Regions from separate parts of the Mus musculus genome. Here all the other regions are linked to region 1. A link is a loop called in an ENCODE intact Hi-C map of the cell type or tissue named here. Cell type or tissue: heart. All regions are shown on one strand. Region 1 has its middle 17 kb from the start of Itga9. Region 2 overlaps Itga9 (integrin alpha 9). Region 3 overlaps Vill (villin-like).

What was found. A loop is a pair of places that touch in the nucleus more often than their neighbours do. Peaks named below come from ENCODE experiments on the same cell type or tissue, not always from the same donor. Only the 100,000 strongest peaks of a DNase experiment are listed, where the experiment ranks them.
Region 2: it touches region 1 in a loop (3-fold over the local background); 6 of 42 quality-filtered maps call a loop at or near these places.
Region 3: it touches region 1 in a loop (3-fold over the local background); 17 of 42 quality-filtered maps call a loop at or near these places.

The regions. Positions count from the first base shown.
Region 1 is chr9:118,585,708-118,593,707 of GRCm38, reverse strand. No RefSeq gene overlaps it. Among named protein-coding and RNA genes, the nearest start is that of Itga9, 17 kb to the left of the region's middle. In heart, CTCF peaks have their summits at 4,249 and 7,041 (motif pointing left); DNase peaks (open chromatin) are centred at 3,281 and 4,447; H3K27ac peaks cover 3,481 bases.
Region 2 is chr9:118,867,724-118,875,723 of GRCm38, reverse strand. Itga9 (integrin alpha 9) reads right to left here. Exons shown (of 28, transcript NM_133721.2): 24 at 6,308-6,433; 25 at 3,784-3,903. Among named protein-coding and RNA genes, the nearest start is that of Gm51695, 15 kb to the left of the region's middle. In heart, CTCF peaks have their summits at 1,044 (motif pointing right), 4,189 and 4,389 (motif pointing right); a DNase peak (open chromatin) is centred at 1,963; H3K27ac peaks cover 255 bases; H3K27me3 peaks cover 235 bases.
Region 3 is chr9:119,062,884-119,070,883 of GRCm38, reverse strand. It overlaps Vill (villin-like), which reads right to left. Exons shown (of 20, transcript NM_001164567.1): 10 at 7,501-7,636; 11 at 7,182-7,282; 12 at 5,288-5,425; 13 at 4,866-5,024; 14 at 4,004-4,183; 15 at 3,328-3,473; 16 at 2,428-2,572; 17 at 816-1,001; 18 at 535-606; 19 at 70-327. Among named protein-coding and RNA genes, the nearest start is that of Gm51697, 8.2 kb to the left of the region's middle. In heart, a CTCF peak has its summit at 3,077 (motif pointing right); DNase peaks (open chromatin) are centred at 303 and 3,073; H3K4me3 peaks cover 517 bases; H3K27ac peaks cover 1,530 bases; H3K27me3 peaks cover 283 bases.

The sequences.
Region 1 (8,000 bases):
TCAGCCGCTGAAGGACCAGTCACGGGTAACATTCTGATGGCTCTATTACACGGTGGGATTGATGGGAGCCAAGGCAGCGTGTGTGCAGGCAGGTCAGAGAAAGACTTTGTGGAGTCAGACCTCTCCTTCCACCTTGCTGAGTACAGAGATCCAACTCAGGTTGCCAGTATTAAGCGGTAAGTGCCTCTACCCCTCGGAGCCAGCTCGCTGGCCCCAGGTTATACTCAGTTTATTACATGGAAGTTGCACCTTGATGTGGCTGTTATTGCAACGGTGTGCTGTGCGCATGCGTACGACCTCGCCCATCTGCCCACTTGCTCATCTGCCGTCTCAGTTTGCAGAACCTTGGTGTACACAATGTGACAAAGCAGAGCCTGAGCCAGGCTCTACCCCATGCTTGCAGAGCGCGCCTCATTAACTGACGTGGCCTTTCAGAGCCAAGGGCTTTGGTTCTGGTTTTGTCTTTAAAAGTGAGCTGGGTCAGGATTAAATGGCAAATACCTGCAGCAGAATGCAGTGGGTTCTTATAAAGCGCAGTCCACCACCCTTGTAGAAATGAAAGCATCCATACTTCCGGTCTCCCCAGTGGTGCCGCCTGCCTTTTTATCTGAGGAAGCCAGCCTTCAGTCATCCTAAGTCCAGAGGTGGAGAGGCAAAGCTGTTGAAATGCTGACAGGCCTGCGGTCCCATGTGCTCTGCATTAGCCTGCCTGCCTCTGTTTGTTTTTCTTTGTGTTAGACGCTTCCAGTTCTCGTGTGAAAGGTTCAGACACATAATAACCTCTTCGGCACTCCACTCTAGGCCCCTTCTGCAAGGCTTGACTCTTGTTGGCTTCTGACTCTTGTTGGCATTGTCTTCCTAGGAAGGGCACTGGGGACCTTTGCTGGAAGTGTTAGTGTGTAAGCTTGATGCACATGAAAGGTGAGAGCTGGGAGGGATCTAGCAGCATGGAGTGGGCGGGCTCAGCGGCAGAGTGGGCGGGCTCAGCAGCAGAGTGGGCGGGCCCAGCGGCACTCCCCCACGTGGTTCTGTGAAAAGTGTCTGACTCCTGAGGCTGCAGAGGTCTGGGCAATGCCATCAGGACCTCTCCCTTAGGACCTGGGTATTGGATATTAAAGTTAAGAATAAAATCACACTAAAGTGGAGGTGTAGGCCTTTTTAAAAGGGGGCTAGAGAGAGGGGGCCAGCAGTTAGAGCAGGTACTGTGCTATAAAGGACCAGAATTTGGATCCCAGAACCCACTTGGGCAGCTCACAAATGCCTGTAGCTTCAGCTCCAAGGTATTCAATACTTGCTTCCAGCCTCCAAGGGTACCCACATTTACCACACCACACACACGCACACGCATGCAGTTGCATACACACGCATGAGCATGCATACACACACATTGCACACACAAGTTGAATTATAACCACTGAAAGTCACATGACTAAAAAAATCATTGCATCGTCGTATTAACAGCATTGGTTACACAGAGTGGCAGCTGCACACCAGCCTCGCTAAGCAATGTTCTGTTTAAACCTTACAGGAAGCTTGTAGGTCAAGGACATACAAGAAAGTCCACCTCTAAGTAACTTACGGTGTTAAAGAATCATATCGGTTCTAACAGCTGAGAGTCCAGGTTTAACTCTAGTGTCCAGTGAATTCTGCTTGGATGCCCCTGGATGCCCCCTCCTCCTCTCTGCTTTCTCGTGGCTTCTCTTAGGGTTGCTGGCGTTCAGTGCAGAAATTCCGCACTTTCCTATGACTACAAAATCTCTGCAGCTATGCCGGAGCTCACATCTGTATTCTATGTCTTGAGGGGGAAGTCAGAAGTCCTAGAATTTGATTTCTCTCAGTGGTTCAAAGCGGGTCATGTGACCTGCCCTGCCCTGGTCTCCAGTTGTGGGAGGAGGGGATGGTAAGAGAGATTGATTCTCTAGGGATGAAGGTGCAGTCAGTGTACACGGAGCTGCCCAACAGCACCACTAACTTGGTTTGCCTCTTTATTGCTGTGGTAAACACATGAACAAAAACAACCTGGTTACAGTCCACCCTGACAGGAGTCAGGCTAGGAACCTGGAGGCATGAGCTGAGGCAGAGGCCTTTGACAGTGCTGCTCACTGGCTTGCTCCCCATGGCTTGCTCAGCCGCTTTCTAGTATAATCCAGGACCGCACCAAGTACAAGTATCAAGTATCCATTCGTCCCTGAACTTAACACAGTCTGTCAGTTCTGCTTAGAACTTACTCAGGGGCTGTTGTGGGGGAGCAACAATCCCAGGGACGAGTGAGGGTGTGTAATCAACAAGAGTTGGGGCTGTAGAGAGCTGCAACTCTGAGAACTTAGCTGACAGCATCACTACCTGCCTTCCTGATAACCAAATGTCCAATTAAACAAATGTGCTCTCTCTATGGGGCCCTGGAATCTGCCCTCACGAGGCAAGGAGATGACTGTTGGAGCTCACCCACCACATTCACGGTGCTTTTACACACACACACACACACACACACACACACACACACACACACACACACAGAGGTAACCTGTGTGGTGTCAGGTAACCTTTCTGGAAGACACCCACAGAGGTGTGTCTCCTAGGTGATCCTAAATCCAGCCAAGAGAAGACGAACCATCGCATCAAGTAACAGAAGAGCCTCTTCAGGAGAAAGGCCCCTGTGGAGAATCAGCAGAGGGCAGTGAATGACCACTGGTCTCCGTACTGGTCTTAACAAGAGTGGAGACAGAAAGGAGTCTGGTTACTAAGTAAAGAGGTCCCAAGGGGGACAGAAGCCATGGACGGCATCGAATTTACATGTGGATGGCAATGACCTGGGAGAGGGGACAAGCCTGACAAGAGGGCCTTTGCACCTGCTTCTAAAGGTGAGGTGCAGGGAGACTCTGAGTCTGCAGAAGTGCCTGCGGCTCTCAGTTTGGTCCCTAGAACCCATATCAACAAGCCAGTCATGGTACTGTGCATGTTCTATCCCAGCACAGAGGCAGGAAGACTGGGGAAACCCTGGGGCTTGCTGGCCAGCCAGTCTAGCTAAATCAGTAAGAGACCCCGTGTGCACCCTTGTGAACACGCACACACACAAAGGATGGTGTTGGCCAAGCTCACAATTCAGGATGTTACTCCTACCTCTCGTCCCAATAGTCTCTGAATTAGCACAGCAGGGACCTGGCTTTGCCCATAAATGGCCACAGATTTGTGAGTGGCTTCTAGCCCTGCCACCAGAGACAGGCTGCCACAGAGGGACCATAAAAGCGAAGCCGCCTCCATTAATCAGCACGTCGGATTAGATATGAATGGCTGAAACCCTGCCAGCCAGCTACAACTAGGGCAGCTGACTGGGGAGAATCAGGCGGCCCTGAGAGCTTCCAGGAAGCCTATCTGAAGAAAGACTGCGTAGGTTAGACAGTGCACTCTGGCTCACAGAAACCAGCAAAACCACAAAACAGAGTACTAGACCACAACCTACACACACCAGGAGACATGAGTGGGGGGCAGAGAGCTTTCTTACTGGCTGGCTCATAGTTGAGTGGTCTGCACACTGGCCCAGTGCAGTCAGTGTCTGTGAAAATGGACACAGATTTTTCCCTTTCGAGACACACACTCCTTGACACTGAGGAGTGGCTGCGTACTTTCCCAGCCCTTGATTCTGGATTAGCCTTCAAGCTTATGTAGATGTGACAGAGCACAGGACCCCAACCTAGGCCTCAAGAGGCTGTGTCCCCTCGTGGCAGCGAGCTTCGGCTGGTGGATCATATTGGGCAGAGAGAAAACATCGTTGTTCCAGAAGCCGAGATTCAGTCTTGCCTGCTCTGTTTATGGTCAGCTAGCGTTCAGCACGTTTTGGATCTCTCTGATGATCTTACTCAGGGATGTAGTGAGAACTAAAGAAGGCAAGGCAGGAAAGCACCGGTGTGAAGTAGCTGTCGGGAAGGCCATTTTATTGGCTGTTTTCAAGGTAAGAACTCTTTCTCTTGGCATACCTGCCCCCTATAGCCACAGTCTAAAGCTGAGAAAGTATAGCACACGCACTGATCCGAAACTAAGATTGCAAATGTCTGTTATCACAGGACACGAGGCCCTGGCATTTCCTGACCCTTGAATACTTAGTGAAGCTCCATCCCTGCCATTGTCCAGTAGACTCTGGGTTAAACTTTTGGCAAAGACTAAATATGGCTAAAAGGGAGTTCTGCATCCTCAGGAGATTTCCACAGACTTGTGTGGAACTTTCAGAAAAGGCATGCCTTTCCTTTCTCGTTCCAAAGACAGCAGTGCCCTCTGTGGGTATCCAGGTGCAATTACAGTGCTGCCCCCCCCCCCCCCCCAGGAGAACCGGCAACATCCCTTACTCATGTGTGAATTAGGAAGTTGAGGCCCTCTCACTCCTCAATGTGAAGGTGGAGCACTGGGCCATAACATCTTGGAGGTTCCAGGGACCCTGCTGTGTGAGCAGCAAGCAGCCATTGCCATTCTACTGTCAGGAGCCCTGCTGTCCCCTCATACACTCTCCTTTACTGGCTCTGCAGGAGCGCCCAGGTTCTTTGGCCTCTAGCTGACAGCTGGCTCTTCTTCATCTTTTTCAGACCTTTTCTCAGCCCTCCTTGGTCCTCTCCTTTTCCATCTGACTTTTGTCTCTGGACCACTTTCAGCCTGCGTCCCTGTGAACCACACCCTAGGTTCTGCTGAGCTCCTGATCCAGGCTGGCGTCTGTCTCCGTCTCTCCTCCACCTTTCCTTGCTGGTCACAGTGCACATCAGTGATGGCAGCTCCTTGGGAGGCTGAAGCTGAAGCCCAGCTCACGGTTGGCAATGTGGCGACTGTCTCCAAATTAAGAAAGGGGAGGACTAGGATTGTAGCTCTGTGACCCTTGTGCTTGGTGTATGTGAGGCCTTGGCTCCAAGCTCCAGAACAAGAAAGCCAAGCTGGTGGGGTGAAGGTAACTAAGGCAGATTAATAGGATAGGATGGCAATAGCTCTTCCCTTTGTGGAACACGGGTGCGTTCTTCTGTAATGAATCTTGATTTCTGGTGTAACCCATGCTGACCTGGCTCACTCAGTTTCAGCCTCACTCTCGGTTATACCTCTTTGTTTATACTGTCTTGGCACCATTTGATAACTCCTGCTTTTAGAAACAAATACACTCCCCCCCCACCCCCCGAGATTTTAGTTTTGAGGAATATAGAATTTTCAAGTACTTTCTCTCAATCATCTTTTGGATTTCCCCGGTCTCTGTTTTGTCTCTCCATTTCCTCTCTAAGCGTATTGTGTCTTTTTTCATTTTTGGTTTGACTGAGGTTTATAATCTCATTCATCTTCTCCAAGGATCCAAGTGTTATTACTTTCATTGTAGTATCCCTTGGTCTCCAGGTCACTAACTGTATTATCCTTCGGTCTCAAGGTCGCTCACCACTGTACTGTCCCTGTCTCCAGGTCACTCACTGCATTATCCCTGTCTCTAGGTACTCAGTGTATTAACCTTCAGCCTCCAGGTCATCCATTTCTTCCTTGTTTTTTCATTCTGTTCCTTCTCTGGCTAATCTGGGCTCTATTTGCTTTCAGTTTTCAAAAGTTCAGAGGCCGCCATTACACTGTTATTCTCTTATACTCTCTGAACTCTTTTCTGTTACTGAAGCCTGGCCTTCCTGTGTAGCCCCAGATGGCTTGGAAATACATAGCCTGGGCTGGTCTTGAACTCGGTGATTCTTCTCCATCTACTTCTTGGGGCTTTAGGCCTGTTACGTCACACCAGCTCTCTGACTCGAACGTGTATGTGCCTACGGCTGGGCTCTTCTGTCTCATCACCACTTCACTGTAGCCCAAAGGCTCTCATCCTGTCTGCTTTCATGCTCATTCCAGGAATTTCCTCAATGAGCTACTGAATTTTCAAGAGTGCCTGACACTGACTCCACTTCTATAGTTGCTCAGGATCTTTGCTGCATTTCTCACCCAAGCTTTCAAACTAAAGTGGAGGCACTTCCTTCCTTTGTTTATCCACCCTGTTTCAATCTTCTTTTAGGTCAATGATAATTTTTATTTCAGAATTTTTTTTTTTAAGAATAGGGATTTACTAAGTTTAATGTGCACTCTATTTTGCCTGTATTTTGTATGTCTGTGGAGGGTGAGATCCCCTGAAACTGGTGCTGCAGACGATTGTGAATTGTCGTGTAGGTGCTGGGAGTCAAACTTGGGTCCTCCAGAAGGGCGGCCAGGGGTCCTAACTGCTAAGCCACCTCTCCAGCCCTACTTGTGGCTTTTCTTCTACCCAGCATTTTAACGTTTTGGTATCTTTGGTTAGTTATCGGGGAGTTAGTCTTTTGAAGGCATTGTGTTAGCTGACCTCTTGCTCCTTGGGGTTCAGGTTGAACTTTGTACATCGTGTGGTTGTAGTTAGGGCTTCCTTTCCCCAGCTGGAGCTGGGGCCACTCCCACTGCTCCTGTGTAGGCTCTGGTTTGTGTTGTTTGTTTTGCTGGTTGGTTGGTTTCTTCTTTCCTCAGCATGTTGTCTCTGTGGCTGTCTTCATTCCTCCCATCCAGTCACAAGGAGACAGCTCCTAACTGGCCACATTACCCTAGACATCACATAGTCTGTGCTTTGGGGGATCTGCCTATCAGGGGATGGTGTTCGTGCAACTAAACTGGGCCAGGGTTGAGATGCGTGAAGCTATCCTGAGAGTTATCCCTTAGAGCTGAGGCTCCCTGGAAGGTTGTCCTAAGTCAGGTGTGAGTGAGTGAGTGAGCCCAATCTCATGAACGGCATATGACAGACGCTAGACGGAGCTGACAAAGCTTCGCAGAGGCTTCCATGAGCAACCACGGGCGGCCCTGAGGCAAAGGTACTGTCTGCAAAGCAAAAGATGTAAAGAACAAGTGGGAGTTTTGGACATATCCAAAATGTTAAAACTCACAGATGCATTCAGCAACTGACCCTTTACGGTCTAAAAGAAAGAAACCAGTGGATTTAACGAGAGAATGACAGAGATAATTATAAACATAAGAAAACACAGGGCAGCTCATATCTGCCTCTATCTCCAGTCTTGGGCATCTGATGCCCTCTTCTGGCCTCTATAGACCTGTACTCATGTGCACCAGCACCACCCCCATATAAATATAATTAGCAATAAAATATAAGAGGCCAACCAAACCCCAAACAGGAAAAAGCAAGCCTGGAGACTTGGCACTGTGCTGTGGCTTTAAGGCTTTGGAGAGGTTATGCTAAAAGTAACAAATCCCAGCCTCCCAGGGTTTGCAACAATCAAGCTGTCTCTCCTTTCCCATTCCCCGACCTACCTTATTCCTTTCCCAGGAGACAAAGGTTCAACTATGCAGGGGCTGGGATGTGGCTGAGTGCAGCTGGACTGAAGGTGGCAGGGAAATGGATTACCCCACTCTAAAAGGAGATAACCACAACAAGGTCTGTAGTGGCAAGATACAAAACGGGAGAGTGAAGAACTAGACACACCACATCCATCTACCACAAACTGTGCAGTGGCAGCCAAAGATGCATAGCCTCCCTGGCTGTGCACTCACTTGTACCATGTGACGTCCTGAAAGCCTCGTCTCATAATCGCTTCAGATGTCCCATCCAGATCTCATCACCTAACCACAGACTTATGAATTTAAAAAGAGAAATGATGTATCTTGGCCACTCCTGACATACAGACGTGGAAGAATGGGGACAGAGCGGGGACACAGGAAGCACACCTTGTTTAACAGCAGAAGCTGCTCCGTCTAGTAGAAGGACAGATGCCTTCCTCCTGTAGCAAGGAAAACACCTGGAAAACCTTTCATCTGTGTCAGTGTGTACACATATGCTCTTGTGGGGAGGGGAGCCAACAGAGGCCAGAGGGGATGCTGTTTGCTGGAGTTAACAGGCAGCCGTGTAGCCATCTTTCCAGCTCCATCAACTGGAAAGTGATGGACCAAGATCACACAATCAAACACACTGCTCTGCATGCTGACCTAAATATTAATTTTAAGACTTTAACACTTTTAGAGAACAGAAACCCAAC
Region 2 (8,000 bases), 280 kb before region 1:
TCTGTAGGAACCACAACAAATATTCACTGGTTCACCAGGTTAAACTTTGGCCCAATCATTACTTTGGTTTGTTGTGGATTTCCTTCCAGAGGTGTGTGTGTGTGTGTGTTCCAGGAAGAGGTTGTTGCACGATGCTGTGGTGGCAGTTTTCTAAGAAGTAGAAAGGCCTGCTGTGCTACCCTGTAGCTCAAGGCTCCCACCAGAGGCTGAATCCTCGCACCCTGTCCTTGAACTTCTCATCCTCCAGGCCTGAGTCTGGAGAAGTCAAAGGCACTTTTATCGTTTATACGTTCGTTCCTGGTCCCATGCCCCCTGGGACACAGAAAATGGACTGAGACAGACTTCACAGTCAGTGGCCAGCTTTGACCTACAGTGGCCCAATGCACACAGAAACAACAAAGACCTCTCTATATAAATCAGTGGTCCTCACCCTTCCCAACGCTGCAGCCCTGTAAGGCAGTCCCACATGCTGTGGTTACTCCAACCATGGAATTTATTTCTGTTACTAATTAAATACTTTTGCTACTGTTACGAGTCATAATGTAAATATCTGATATGCAGATGGTTTCAGGCAACTCCTGTGAAAGGGTTGTTTAACTCCAAAAGGGGTTGTGTTTCACAGGTTGAGAAACATTGCTCTAGATGTTAAGTTATAAGGGGACCCCTTGCTCATCACCCAGGAAACCACAGAGCCCACCCTGGGTTGGAACAAGGACATCCTTGACGTAGTACTTTACATAGGAGTTGTGTACAAATTATTCTTAAAAACAGAACAAAACAAACAAACAACAAAAGACCCCAGTTAACAACAGCTTAAGAGTTTTAAACATAAACATCTCTCAGTTGTCCATAGGAATGAGATGCAGTGGGATATCTCCAGACACCCATGGGAGTGCTGGGCTCCTATGTGTAAGGCCCACTTGAACTTGAGAACTATATATGCATTGGTCAAACTGAACTTTGTTATTAAAAATATTAATGGTAATTATATATATTTCTGTGTGTCTGCTATTTGTGTGTGGGGAGTATGTGCAGGAGTGCAGGTGCCCGCAGAGGCCAGAAGAGGGCATCAGAGCCCCTGGATTTGGAGTTACAGGCAGTTGTGAGCCACCATGTGGTTGCTGGGAATTGAACTCTGGTCCTCTGGAAGAACAGTCAGTGCTCTTAACTGCTGAGTCATCTCTCCAGCTCCCCCATCTTCCTTCCTTCCTTCCTTTTCTTCCTTTCTTTTTTCTTTTCTTTTTTTTTAACCACTCTCTTCCTTAATAGAAAAATACTTTAAAAAGCTTCTGGGAGGACTGTCATTCAAAAGAATATTTCTGCTTCATAAAAATCTTCCAGCAATTTACTAGTTTTATAAATTTTAGTTTCCTGTATCCTCTGGCCTTCTATTGATTTTACACTTAATTAATTACTTAATTTAGTGTGGGAATTATTGGGGGTCATGTACAGGCTACAGCCTACATGAGAGATCAGTAGACAATTTTTATCGGTCCTTTTTCTCCTTCCATCATGTGGGTTGTGGGGATGGAGTAAGTCAGTCAGGCTTGGCAGCAAGCCCCTTTACCCACTGAGCTGTAGAGCTGTCCTCTCATACTGTATTTTTATTATAAATCATCGGTGTTACCACCGTAGATATTAACAGTGACAATAACGGTTAGGTTAGAGGCCAAGGAGATGAAGGGCTGGTGTATAGTAGGCCCCTGGTGGCTGTGAAAAAGGCCTTAGGGACACTGCCAAAGAAATCCTATCCTCTGAAAATTAAAAAAAAAAATAGACCCAACATTCTACATGAAAACTAGTGGAGGTTAAAACAATAAAACCTCAGATTCCCTTGTCTGGAGCCAGACCTTGAGGTCAAAGGAAAATAAACAACCCTAGGCGGAGGCCAGCCACAAGGTCCATGTTGATCCAAGTCCCCAGGGAGACCCAATGGCCCTGGAGCCATCTGGTCAACCCCCAAAGGCGCTATGCCTTATAAGGTCCAGGCCTGACAGTGCTTCAGACTCAAGGCACACTCTATGCCTAAGTTTCTGCTGTATGACAACCCAGAGATGTCACCCTCTTTTGCCTGGGGCTCCACTGGTTTGCCCGACCAGTGGGAACAATGTTTCTGGGATGGAGTCCTTGGTTAAGTGTCACTACTGGATGAGAGAGAGAGAGACAGACAGACAGAGAGGCAGGACAACCAGTGCCATCACTCTGGGGGCAGTGATGAGCAAGTTCATGGGAAATGAGCTGTCAGCAGCATTGGCTAAGATGGACCAGGGAGAAAGTATGTTGACTCCTAGTGAACCACGTCAGGGAGGGACTCGTGGAAGGGCGATGGTAGATGAAGCTCACACCTGGCCTCTGCTAACAACGCTGACCTATATCAAGAACAGGGAAGCCCTGAGTGGGAGCCCAACTTCCTCCAAACTAGTTTCCAAACTAGGGAACCAGATGGTGTCCAGCTTTCCACGGTGTGTGGAGACTGTAATAGCTACAGAGAGGCGGGGAAAACAAGCAGACCCCTCCCCCCAACAACTGCATCTTCTCAGGCTGCCGCATCACTGCTGGGGCTAATTCAAAGCTGACCACGAGACAGCGCTGACGCTTCTCACCTGTGGACAGCCCCGATGGCTTTGTATACGTCTTGCATGTTTAGTCTTTTCAAATAAAACTAAAAAGGAACTCTGAGGCTAACATGCATATTCTTTTTACCTTCATATCCAACTATTTCTATAGCATCCTGTGGCGCACAGCCTCTTGAACCAGCAAGCTCTTATCTTAAAACAAATCAGAGCAAACCTTTATTAAGGGCCACTGGTTTGCTGACTGACTGAGAGATTTGGAACCATATTTGATAAACTCACAGTAGCAAAGTGTTCTGAGGTTCACGGGCCCAACTGCTTTGAGGGATCATTTGAACAAGTGATCAGGCAAACTAAGGCTTCATGGGTCAAATCTGGCCCTCTGTCTGCTTGTGTAAATAAAGTTTTATTAAGAACATGCCCTGCATTTGGATATAGTCCACACTGTGGCTGCTGACAGAGTTAAACTGTTGCAAACGATTAAGTTAGCATAGCTACAGTGTAGCATGTAGCTATGAACATGGGCAGCCTAACACAAAATCAACCTGTTTAAAACTTGTTTATTGTGTGTTGTTTTTGAAAGCTGATGAGCCTCTCAAGCCTGTCTGTCACAGGTGACCACAGTAAGCCACAAGGTCAAAGGCCTGACCACGCATGATTCTGGCCCATAAAGCCTAAAACTGTTCTTGCTAGCCCATGACAGAAAAGGGCGACCTTTGATCAAAATCAGAACAAAACATGGTCTCCAAATCAGCAGGATTTATAAGCTTGTCAGTACCATCTCAGGTTTCATCCCCCACTGAATCTGAGGTTTTATAAGCCCAAGGAGATATTTGCTTTTTCGAGAGGATGTCCTCAAACTGAGAGATCCGTCTACCTCTGCCTGGACCTGAAGGCACGCAGCCGCCACAGGGCGCCCTACAGCTTAGCCCAAGGAAAAGGAAAGAGCAACAGCGCGGAGGGGCAGATGAGAACCCGGGAAGCTGAAGATGCTAGAACTCGGTAAAGATGCTAGGATACTCTCGGTGACACCGCCAGTCCTTGGATTAAGGTGAACACTGAGGGTCTGATACTGTTTCTTGGCAACGTCTGATGGACGAATCGCCAGTGGTGCATGCTGGGAAAGTTTGATAAGGGGCAGCCCGTGTGTTCTGGGAACGGATTCCAAGGGATTCTGGGTAACCGCTGAGAGCGCAGCCCGGGGACTCACCTTCTTCAGTATCTCTGTGTTCAGTAGCATGTATAGGTTGATGGTGCGGCTCTCCTCTTTCGGAAGAGCACTAAGGTTGCAGTGCAACGTTAGGCAGAAGCTCCCTGGCTTTTCACAGTCCTGAGGAGAAAAATTCCCAGATGGAATTAAGAGACAGAGACCATCCAAAGCCATCTATAGTGCAGAGTGTCTGTTATGTTAACTGAGGCAAAATCAGGAGGAAGAGATGGGGCCCGTGGAGTGGCTAATGTCAGACTTCCTGCCCAGCTTGTCTGGGGCCCAGGATTCCATCCCAGCTCCAAAATACAGAGTAAAATAGGAATTAGGTGTGTTCGGTCACTGAACACACCTGTCCCATCAATGGATTTAGAAAAGTGATTTTTAAACAAATATGGTATGGAGGGAGGGATTGTGTAACCTGAATTATTTCCATGATTTCTTCTGTTTAAAACTATATCACCCAGTTCAATTACTGTTATTTAATATATAAATTGTACTGGTATATGGAGTAGCTTTAAAAACAAAAACAAAAAAAACCAAACTATAACTAACATACCCTGCCCCACCAAACTAAAGAAGATGTAATTTTGCTCTGTCACCAGCAGAGGGCGGTAGAAGGTTTTCTGGCCTAGTTGAACACTAGGGCTCTGGTCTCCTGTGTTTGGGGGAGTCCACAAGTAGACATAAGGTGGTTATGCGGTTAATCCTACCAAAAAGTTGAATTTCACCAGGAGAATCAATTCTTCTCCAAAAGAAACATTTAGATATCCCTGTGTACTTTCGTGAGTTTTTAAACAGGAAGACTTTCCAACTACAGCGGATTCTGGGTCCATGCCTTGGCAGGCAGACACCATGCTCCTGTTTAGTGGGTGGGGCAGGGGTGGGTGCTTAAAGAACAAAGAAGCTATATGACTCGGTGACGCATACGCCGCCAAGGGGAAGTTTATTCCAATGACCAAGGAGGAATTTTTCTTTTGTGTTTGGAAGTGTATCTTATATATAAAGTATGGATGTGTGCGTATATGTGTGTGTGTGTGTGTGTGTACCTGTATGAAGCTTCAATCGCAGGAGACATTTTCAGCTTGACATTTCAGCGTGTATGGAAGACACAGCCGATGTCACTATATCTAACTGTCCCCTAGGGCCTTTACAAAGATAGGCTATCCTTGCTATGTGGGCCACTGGTTAGCTTGACATAATCTAGAATCCTAGGAAGACAGTCTCAATGAGGGATCAGGGTGGTCTGTGAGGGGCTATCTCCACTATACTGATTGATGTGGGAAGACCTGCTCACTGTGGGTGGCGCCATTCCCTAGGCAGGGGGTCCAGAACTGTGTGAGAATAGAGAAAGTGAGCTGAGCACAGCAGAAATGACTTAATTTTACCCTCTCTGTTTTTTCACTGTGGATGCAAGGTGACTGGGTATCTCCTGACTTCTGCACAGTGATGAATTGAGCCCTAGGAATTGTGGGCTAAAGTCAACTCTTTCTCTCCTAAGTTGCTTTTGCCAGGGTATAATGTCATAGCAAGCAAACAAACAAACAAACAAACAAACAAACAAACAAAGCAAAGCAAAACAGTATGCAAGTGAAAAAAAAATCTAAGTCTCCAATAGCAGGCAGCTGAGCTCTCCAAGGGGCGGGAGAGGTGTTCAAGTGAGTGTGGGGTGTGCTTAGGTGGAAGTAAAGCCCTCAGTGAAAGTAATCAGGATGCAGGAAAAGGGACCCTGAAAAAGCTCTGATGAGGTAGGACACACACAGTAAAAAGAACAAATTCTAAGTATTATATTGATATATTTTACATAGGTATTATGTATGTTTCATGTATGTCTTTCATGTTTTCACTGGAGAACCAACCTGACCATGCTATCTTTTTGCCATCTTTACTACTTCTGAACTCCTTACACACATTCCAGAATGTTCTTTATTCGTCTTTCATTTAGTGTAATTTCTGTGAGACTTACTTATGCTGCATAGTGTATGGAATACTATTAGTTACATTTATTTTTTGTAGTTCTATAATATTCATGTGTATGGATATGCTCGTCTATTCGTTGTACTGTTGATAGCTATCTGAATTGTTCTGTTTTTGGCTACTCTAAAATTGTTTCAAATATTCCTGTGTCTTTCAACAATACGTGCATTCACTTCTTGGGGATAGACCCAGAAATGGTACATTTTTCTGGGTTGTGTAATACATACATGTTTAATTTTAATAGAAACCGCTAGGAGGTTTCCCCATTGCACTGTAGATTCCTTCTAGGAGAAGAAATCGTTTGCTTCCTGACAGCAGGTTGTTTAGGATTTCTGTTAGTCATGCAATGGCGTTTGGAATATAGATTTGTGAGGGAAACCCTGGGCTGAAAAATAGGGATTGATTATAGTCCTCAAGGCTTTTTGAGTTAACCAGTGAAAACTGGATTTGAGAAATAAGAAGCGCCAAGTAGAAGACTGGCCTCTCATCTCCGACATGCCTTCCCTGTGAGGCCCACCATCATGGCTCCCGTCACCAAGTGACTTCTTACCAACACTTTTCTTCCAGACTTGGAGAAGAAAGCAAATATGGTGTGGAAGATGTTCTCTTGTTCTTGAGGGATGATGCAGGGGGTCGGGTTTCTTTGTAGAGAGCAGTTACCCTTCTCTTGGCTCACCTGGAGAGAGAGAGAGAGAGAGAGAGAGAGAGAGAGAGAGAGAGAGAGAGAGAGAGAGAGCTGTTAGAACCAGCGGTCTTAGATCTATAAGCATCTGACACAGCAGCTGAGCATAGACGCTCCCTGCTTCCATTCTCTAGAGGACAAAAATGGTCAAAGGGCATTTCATTTTATGAAATTATTGACTATGTTTCCAGGTATGGCCTTGAACTCCTGGGTTCAAGACATCCTCCTGCCTAGCAGCCAGGCCCACAGGCTTACCACAGCTCTGGCTGGGAAGTGTTTAAGGCAGAAGTTCTGACAGAAAATGTGGCTATTAAGTTCTTCAATAAACTGAGCTGAGATGACCACGGCATGCAAATGAGATTTGAGGAACAGCTTAAACCTTCTGCTTCCTGATTTCAAAGCTCATTTATATCACTCCTTTCAGACAGGCGTTTAGGAGGCAAAAAGAAATTCAAGTCACGTGCTAACAGAGTCAAAAGCCCTGGTCTGGAGCCCAGGTCTTCTGGGACCTTAGGTCTGTCCAAGCTTATAAGTGGGCTTCATGTATGGCCCGCTGTTGGAAGTTTCTAGAAGGTTCTGTGGAGCACACCAGGATGCTGTAAAACCCCTTAGGAGCTGTTTTTGAGAGAATTGCTCTGGGTCTTCATTCCTGTTCCAACTGTAGTATCAACCACATGGTGGGTACCTGAGGTTTGGTTCTGTGAGCTCTTGCTCTCAGATCGTCTGTCTCCTTTCATTCTCACGCATGTGGGACTCCCCTTCTCTGGCTTGTCCCTTGAGGGGACAATGCTGACAGGCCCAGAGAAGACAGTCTTCTGCACAGAAGTTCCAGTGAAGACTCCCTACCTCCGCAAGGCTTGGTCATCATACCACACACCCAGTTGGTGCCGAGAAAGCCTCGGAACTTATAGGACAGACACGCTGACTCTCACTGAAGTCAGAGGCAGATCAAGAGTTCCTCAGCGTCCTGAAAACTGGTGTTCTGGCTTTCCAGGCAGGGGGAGAAACCTGGTTGCCAACCCACCCTAGTTGGTCTTGCTCAAGAGCCCCCAGTGTGAGAAGATGGTGGTGATACTTGGCCGTAGGTGCCAGCAGAGAGGGGCAGGGGCCAGGAGCAGCAGCAATATGTGTGAGAAACGGCCAGGCCTCGGTGGGCAGAGTCACAGCCAGAACTAATTTCTTCCACAGGGCGTCTCTGGGGTGGTGTGAGTACAGGGAAGTGATGGTCAGGGCATCTGATGCCTTATGACAGGCTGGCCCCGGTGGAATGTGGGGCAGGAAGCAGAAGCTGAAGTCGGTGGTGGATGAAAACCTTGGCCACTGCGCTCCTGACTGTGGTTATACGGGAATCATTTTAATCAGGAAATAACCCACTTTTATGGGAGGCTCAGGGTGGTCCTGCTTCAGCAGGAGACTGAAGGCTCCCAGGGTCTCTAGGGTGTCTGATCTGGTGCAGCTAAAATTCAGCCACTCTCCCTGACCAGGGTCACAGCAGGGAGGCACTTCTCTGAGAGGATGAACAGGGCATGGTCACGGTAACATGGTAATATCCGGGATCGGC
Region 3 (8,000 bases), 480 kb before region 1:
GTCTGCTCAGAGTGCATTATGGGACAGGATCCTGTGGGATTCCCCAGTGCAGTTAGGTCTAGTACCCACCTCCTTACGGGCTGGGTCCACACCCGGTGGCAGGTCCTCCAGTGCCTGGTGCATCAGCCTTTCCCGGGGCAGGCTCCCATTGACCATTGAGTCACTGCAGCTGCTGGTGTGGTTCATGCTGGGGTTTGCGCCATCCACCCTGAGGTCCAGCCCCAGCTCATTCTCTGGACTGTCCTGGGAACCCTTGAAGGCCTGCAGTGCCGGGTGACCTGCCTTGTTATCACTCAGCCGTGGAGTTAGCTGGAAGTTATGGACTTCCTGTCCAGAGAGAAGCCTCAGGGTCCAGGAGAGAGAGGACAGGCACCCACCCAGACCACATTGAACCCACAGGCCTCTTGGCATTGTCTGAACTCCTCGATCTGGGAGTCTGGGCCCTCGCTCCTACGCCTCACACCTGTATCTTGTTCCCTTCGGTCTGAACGCAAACCCCCTGTGGGGCTGCCAGGGAAACTGTCCAACACTTACTGCTGTCATCTCAGAGATTGCAGATCCCGGTCCCAGGCTGTTCCCCACCATCTCCTCGTAGGACTGGCTGTTCTGGGGTCAAGAGTTGGACTATTATCAGGACTGGGGTAAAGGAAGGAGCTCCCCTGAAACCCAGGAAGGAGCCTAAAGCCCAAGATCAGGTTCCCCTCCCCCTGACTCACAGGAGGTCCTTGCCCAAGGAGAGGCCTCTTCCAGTGTCACTGCCACCCCCACCCCCACATACACACCAGATTAAGCAGAGGTGGGGCATCACGTCTCACCATCCACTTGTAAGGGTCCCAGGTGACAAACCACCCGGTAAAGGTGGCTGGCTCATGGCCTTGCTTGACCACAAAGATGGGTGTGGCCAGGCTCCTCTCTGCTGGGTGAGTCCTCAGGTACTCAAGGCCCCAGGCCACTGCTTCTTTCTTCCATTCACCTGCAGCTTCCCCAAGCCACAGGAAGATCTGGGCCACAGAGGAGGCCTGGGCTTGGACAGGTGGAGGGACTGCTTGTGACAGCCACCTCCTCCCAACTCAGATGGCTTCAGAAGCCCGCATGCATATGCATGGCCAAGAACCCAACACGTTACGGTGTCCGTACACCCATGAACACTTGAGGTCACAGGCATGCATGCATGCCTGCATGTATCTAATCTATAAATAGGTATGAATCACTAGGGTGGGCTTGGTACTAAAGACTCAACGGTAGAAAGAACACAGGCTTCAGTCCCTAAGCCAGGTATTGTGGCACATGTCTTTAATGACAGATGGCACGGGCAAAGTGGAGGCAGGAGAGTCAGTTCAAGGCAATCCTTGGCTACAGAGAGAGTTTGAGGTTAGCCTGCACAGTGTGATTCTCTGCCTCAAAAAGGGGTGGGGGCTACTATTCAGTTCAAGTGCTTGCTTAGCAAAGCCCTAGACCCCAAGTACCACGTAAACAGGAGGGGGTGGGCTAGGTCTGTATTCCCAGCACTTGGGAGATGGACTCAGATCAGAAGTTCAGGGTTACATAGTTAGTTTGAGGCCATTCTGGGCTAAGGGGGTGGAGTCAGGGGAGATGATTGGTCAGAGAGGGGCTGACTGGGCAATGTGGTGGGCTGTGCAGTGGGGGAGAGGGGGTGGAGTCTGGGCTTGGGTTTCCTCTGAGATGTCCTCAGGGCTCAACCTTATCCCAACAGAGACAGTAGCATACACAGTCACACACGACCACGCACACACTCACATACACACGCACACGCTACCACACACAATGACATGCGCACGGTATCGCAGCTGCAGAGACACTTTGCCCGTTGCCATAGAGCCAGATAGCTGACCACAGCCAGTTACTGTCATCTAATGTGTGCACATAGACACGTCACATCTTGTTACCTGTCACGTAACAATTTCTGGCTGGTCGTGTATACCATCTCATGGGCTCACAGAATTCTACAGACTCACAAATGCAGTTGCTCTGTCACACCAACAACCAACCCCATGTTCCCCCTTTTCCTCTCACACAGACACGTGCACACACAGTTACAACTGGTGTGGCCAGTTCTTGTTCGTACTGGACTATACTGGACTGCACAACTGCTTGCATGGTCTGGTTACCCACAGCCGTAGCTACCCAAATGTGCAGGTTCAAAGAGTCCCCTGTGCTACCCAGTCAGACCCTCCACATCCTGCGGTGCCGTGTAGCTAGGCAGAGCCTCAGTCACACACAGCATCATGGGGCACACAGCATTACACACAACACGCACGGTCACAACCACATACAACCTGACTCTATTACACCCGGACTCTGAGTCCACGGCAACAATCAGTCACAGGCTAGACTCTCCTTCACGCCCAACCACACTGATGCACACCCTGAGTTCCCAGCCCAGCCAAACAGGAGTGGCCACTTTACCTCCTGACAGGTGTCTAGTAACATGATGTCATACTTGTCCAAGTCCTCTTGGCCAAAGAACAGCACTTCCGTGAGGACCAGGCAGCCTGCGTGACTGGAGCACTCGAACAGTCGGGGCTGGATGCTCCACACCTCCTCGGGAAGCCTGTCCGGAGGAGGGGCTGTGAGGGGGCACAGTCTGGACCACACTGGCCCTTGGCATGGGTGCTCTCCCTACCTCAGGGAAAGCAGCTCTTTGGGACAGGAGCCCTGGGCCTTCCTCTGCCCTCCACCTACCTCAACTTCCTTTAGGAGTACCTGCTCCAGGGCAGGGTCCCTTTCCTTCAATGGTGACCGAAAACCTGTCAGCTGCTGAATGAAGTCATCAGGGTTGGCACTGGGGAAGGGGACTCCTGGCCTAGTGTGGATCATTGAACGGAGGCCCTGCCTTCCCTAGAATGGGAGTCCCCTAAACTTAGTTAAGTCAGGAAGTGGCCTCAGGTCCAGGGTGGAAGGAGGGGACCGAGGCTGGGAGCTAATGAGACTTGGGTGGGCGGCAGGGCCCAGGGCTCCTTCCTTCCTTGAATTTTTACTCTGTTCTTACCTCCTATGCATGCCTTGACTGGTTAGGGATCACCTTTAGTGGCAATGCAGGGAGTGGATTCTGCCAGCAGAGGGCACCATTTCTCCCTGTTAGCCCTGACACTGCCCCCCTTAACGTTACCCCAGGGCTGGAAACAGCAAGGTAGGCTTGACTCGAATGGCCCCTGCAGGAGGAGGACTAAGAGTCCCGCAGATTTAGTCCAGATCTCTGTGTGACCTTCCACTGGGAACGTCCTTAGGAAACCTGGCCAGAGGAGGGCTCACCTTCCAGCCTCAATTCTTCCTCAGAATAAACATATTCTCCCCTGATTCTGTTACCTCTTGTTACTGGGATAGGGGGCCCGGCCTCCGAGGGCTTCCCAGAAGTAGAGAGGCTCCTGACCCTCCAGCACTGTCTCCTTGTTATTCCCTGGGAAGACACTGACCACCGTCCGCGCCATCTCACGTTGGTCCCCATGACAGCCCTGGCAAGCAGAAGCTGGGTCAAGCTCTACAGACCTTCACCTCCAGTCCTATCCACTGGGTCCTCTGGGGAGCTGCACCTGAGCAGAGGGAGGCACCTCTGGGGACCTCCCTTTCAGTCCCCCAACTGTAACCCTATAGCCCTATCTGGGTTCAGAACATGGTTGAGAGAATCTAGGCTTGGAGTCATCTGTGGTTTATGCTAAACATAAGAAAACAAACCAACATCAACAACAACAACAACAACAACAAAACAATCAAGCAAACTAGACGAGGTCTCCTTTTCCCAGAGATGCTTGGGTAAGTCCCCAAGCAGGAAGGGAGGCAGCCAGAGCCAGGCTATCCTACCCTGAGGAACCCCAGTCCCCTTGTGACTATGTAACTTCCCCAGATCTATCAGGGTCTTGGGCCACTCCACACCACCCACAGCATCGTCTCCACTGGACCATCTCTGTGGACTAAGTCTGCAACTGTGCGGAGGGGAACCCATCTCTGGCCTAGCACCACCTTCCCAGGGGGAAGTCACTGGTACCTTCCCAAACCAGAGATAGCAAACATGACTTGTGATCAGAAAGAAGACGTCACCAGAAGTGAGGGAGGAGGCACGGGCCGGCACCTCCATAGTTCTGGTGTTGTGGCTCTCGGTCCCTTGCACGTGGAAAAGCCTGGTGTCGGATACTGGTGGTCTTTCCCCTTTGTTGCCTGCATTCCCCTAGAAGAAGGCAAAGCCTCAGGTTGAGTCAAAGGCTCCTGGGGTCCCCTCCCTGTTCTGGTGGTGAACAAACTAGCACTGTCCCCTGGCCCTTTGAGTGTGGACTGTTGCCGTCCTCTATGTGCAGGACAGTGAAAGAGACCCCTTCAAATTAGACTTGTCTCCCATCTCAGAGGGCCCAGAGCACGGTTCTGCCACCATGATATACAGCCTCATCTAGGCATGGACTCAACACAGCCAGGGACGACAGCAGCCCTGAGGAGAACCTAAACTGAACCCTTCCTCCCGTTGAGTGGCTTGTGTCAAATAGTTATTTTGATTATGAATGTGTGCATGTCTGCACGTGTGTGCATGTGTATGTGTGTGTGTGTGTGTGTGTGTGTGTGTGTGTGTGTGCATGCGTGTGCGTGCTCATGGACCACAGGACATCAGATGTCATCCTCTGGAATGCTGTCCACCTCCTTGGAGAAAAGGTCTCTCACTGGCCCGCAGCTCACCAATTAGGCTAGACTGGCCATCGAGCTCCAAGAATCCATGGAGCTCAGATCACAGCACCCACCCTCACACGCAGCATCTTACGAAGGTGCTGAGATCACACTCAAGCTTTCGAGGCAAGCCCTCTACCAAGTGAGCCCCTCTCCAGCCTGTGACGAAGGGATGAAAGGTCTGACATGGGCTCTACCTGGAAGACCACCAGCCGCCCCTGGAAGATGGCTAGGAAGTGGGGAGGCTCACTGCCCATGGTCACATGCCCCTGCGCCAGTGCACCCTGGTGCATGAGGTCCAACTCTTCAGCACTGCAGTTCAGGGCCTTGGTGTCTTCTACAGTGCTTTGGTGGCCCTGCAACAGGGAAGGGGACAATGATGGTTTTTGGGTTTTTGTTGTGCCCAGGGTTTTCCTATCTCCTCCACTTCCTCCTCTTCCCCTCCTCCTCCCCCTTCTCTTCCTCCTCCTCCTCTTCTTCCTCCCCCTCCCCCTCCTCCTTCCCTTTCTCCTTCTCATCTTCCTTCCCTTCCTCCTTCTCTTGCTCCATCTCATCCCCCTCTCCCTCCCCCCTCCTCCTCCACTCTCTAGCTCTTGGGCTGGAAGGCAGGTGGGCATACCTGCCATAGGTACAGGAGGTACTGGACACAGCCCAGTTTCTGGTATGTGTAGAGGACAAGGTAGCAGTTTCCTGAGCACAACTGGCCATAGTACTTGGGATGTACAGGCTGTCTTTGTAAGTCCTGGATGTACCACACCTGAGGAGCAAGGGACCCGTGAGCATAGATGAACCTTACCTGCAGCAGCCTGTCCACCTACATCTAAGCCAGAAAGCATTCATTGGCTCATCTGTGCCAGCAAGCAGCTTGTCCAGGTCTGTGCCTTCTGTGCTTCATACCGGACCTTTGAGTGACCCTTTCTCCCACAGACCTCACCAACCTCATGCTGGCCTGCTCTCAGCCCAGACATGCATGCTGTCCCTGGGAGAATCAGGAGGAGGGCGAGAGGCTATAAGATGGATCCAGTTGCTGGTCCGTGGCCATCTCGGTCTAGACCCCACTAGCTGTATCCCTGGTTAGGGGCAGACAGCACCCTCTTCTCATTCAGAGGCTCTCTGCTCAGCCCAGGAGACAGAAGTAGGGTTGAAAGGGAGGCTGTGGCACTCTGGAGGGAAATTTTCTTTTTTCTTTAGAAAGTCATCAACAAAATTCACAAATAAAACGAAAAACCCCTAAACAAACAAAATCCAAGGCTGGGGGTGTGGCCCGGGTGGTGGAATGCTGGTGCAGTGTGACAATGTCCTGGGTTAATCCCCAGCACCTCCCAGACCTGGGATTCCACCTGTGGAAGGAGGAGAGGAGAGGCAGGCGGGATCAGCAGTTCAAGGCCGGCCTTGACTGTGCAGTGAGTTTGAGGCCAGCTTAGGGTATATGAGACCTGTCTAATAAAGCCAACATGCTGAAAATGGTGTCGCCTGCTCACATTTGTCCGAGTGATGTCTTGTTACTGTGGGAGCCACACCTCAGCCTTAGAACCAGACAGAGCTGGTAGAAGCTGGGCGTCTGTGCATGTTGGTGTGTGACCCAGTTCTTCCCTCCTGTAAGCTAGAGGGTCACAGCACCAACCCCTCTGTACTTCAGTGGGGCTGGAAACAGTACTTCCTGTCCTTCACCAGCACTTACTGAGTGCCTCACCAGGAACTTCCTCTCTCTCTGCCTTGCCTCCCCTCCCCCTTCCCTCCTCCATCTTTTCCCATCCACCCCTGCTCACCGTCCACATAAGGACAAATGTAGGCAGAGCTTCTACTTTCTCTGACCTCTGCTTACCTAGAGAAATTACAGCTCCCAGCACCCCCCACATTCCCAGGCACACAGCAGTCTTGTTTCCGCCGTCTTATAGCATCCCCACATTAGCTTGGGGATGAGATTGGACCATAATTCCAGCTCTATGTTATGGATTTAAAAGCAGGCTTGAGAGAACGAAAGGATCTGCCTTATATGTCAGTGTGTGCTCCTATACTGCACGATGTTTGCAAGTCAGCCTCAGCCCCTTCAGCTTCTAGAACACTGATCTGGGGCCAGAGGAGGGGTTTGTGACTGTGTGTTAGGGGCTAGGAGTGCTTAAGGCTGTGATTTGTATGATTGTGTGCACCTGTGTTGGCCACAGGGCATGGTCCATTGTCCGGGTGTTGTCAAATTGCATGTCTCTGAGTGAGTGATTTGTATGACTTGGTGTGACTGTTGGAGAGAGAGCAGGCATGTTTCTATTTCCCTGAGTATATGCCTGGTTGTGTGTGGATGGGTATGTACAAGTGCCTGGGTCATTTCGGTCTGTTGAGACAGTGTCTCATGTAGTTCAGACTGGCCTCGAACTCTCGATAGTCCCTCCCACAGAGTGTTGGGTTTACCGGCATGGCCGCCCCTCCCCCTCCCCCGTCCACCCCCAGTCATCGGTTCTCCAGGCAGAGTCTATCCTTGTGTGCACACACCATCACCCGCAAGCCAGTGCCCTCACCTCCACCTTCCCAGAGCCGTCGTCCACCATTCTGAGCTGGGCCGCGAGCTCAGGCTGGGTGTGAAGCTTGCCTACCTCCAGGTTTCCCTGCACCAGTTTACCTGCATGTGGAGCGGAGAGTCAGTGATGTTCTTCAGGACCACCCGGCCGAATCACTCCTCACCCATCTCACAGGGTCCCGGACACACCCTCTTCCTTCTCATCCTTAGGGGACACACCTCGCTAGTCCTGGTTCCGGTCCCTCTTGCCTCTCGCTCCTTCTAAGTCCCGCCCATTCACCAGGCTCCACCCCCGCGCCCGTGCCCCTCCTCTTGCTCACTCTTCTCTGGGTGTTTTTTCCTATCTAGCTCCTTCGACCAAGACCAGAAGAGCTGTTGGAAAGCTGTGGACTCCGCGCCGTCGTTCACCACCTCCACATTGGTGTAGTTCGGGTAACCCTTGGCCTGGATGAAGCCCTGGGACACAGCTCTGTCAGGCCTGAGGCTCAAAGGCCCTTGGCTGTGCTCCATCCCCAGAGACACCCCCAACCGTGGCCACAAGGATGCCCAAGCTCTGAACTGAGTTAATTAACCAAACTTGTGACCCATTTAACAAGCTGGCTCCTGCACTGTCTGACTCTCCCGAGGCCCCTGAGGGAAGACAGGGACTCCTCAATCCAAGCCTGGTGAAGGGCTGGCCATGACAAACCCTACAGTCTCACAAACTTCCTCTACCCCCACCCCCAAGGCTCTCAGGCTCTCAGGCCTCAAGGCAAGGCTAGTCCTGCACACATGGCGCTTTCTGTGTTAGATATCTTCCCTCCCGATCGAGGTTTCCAGG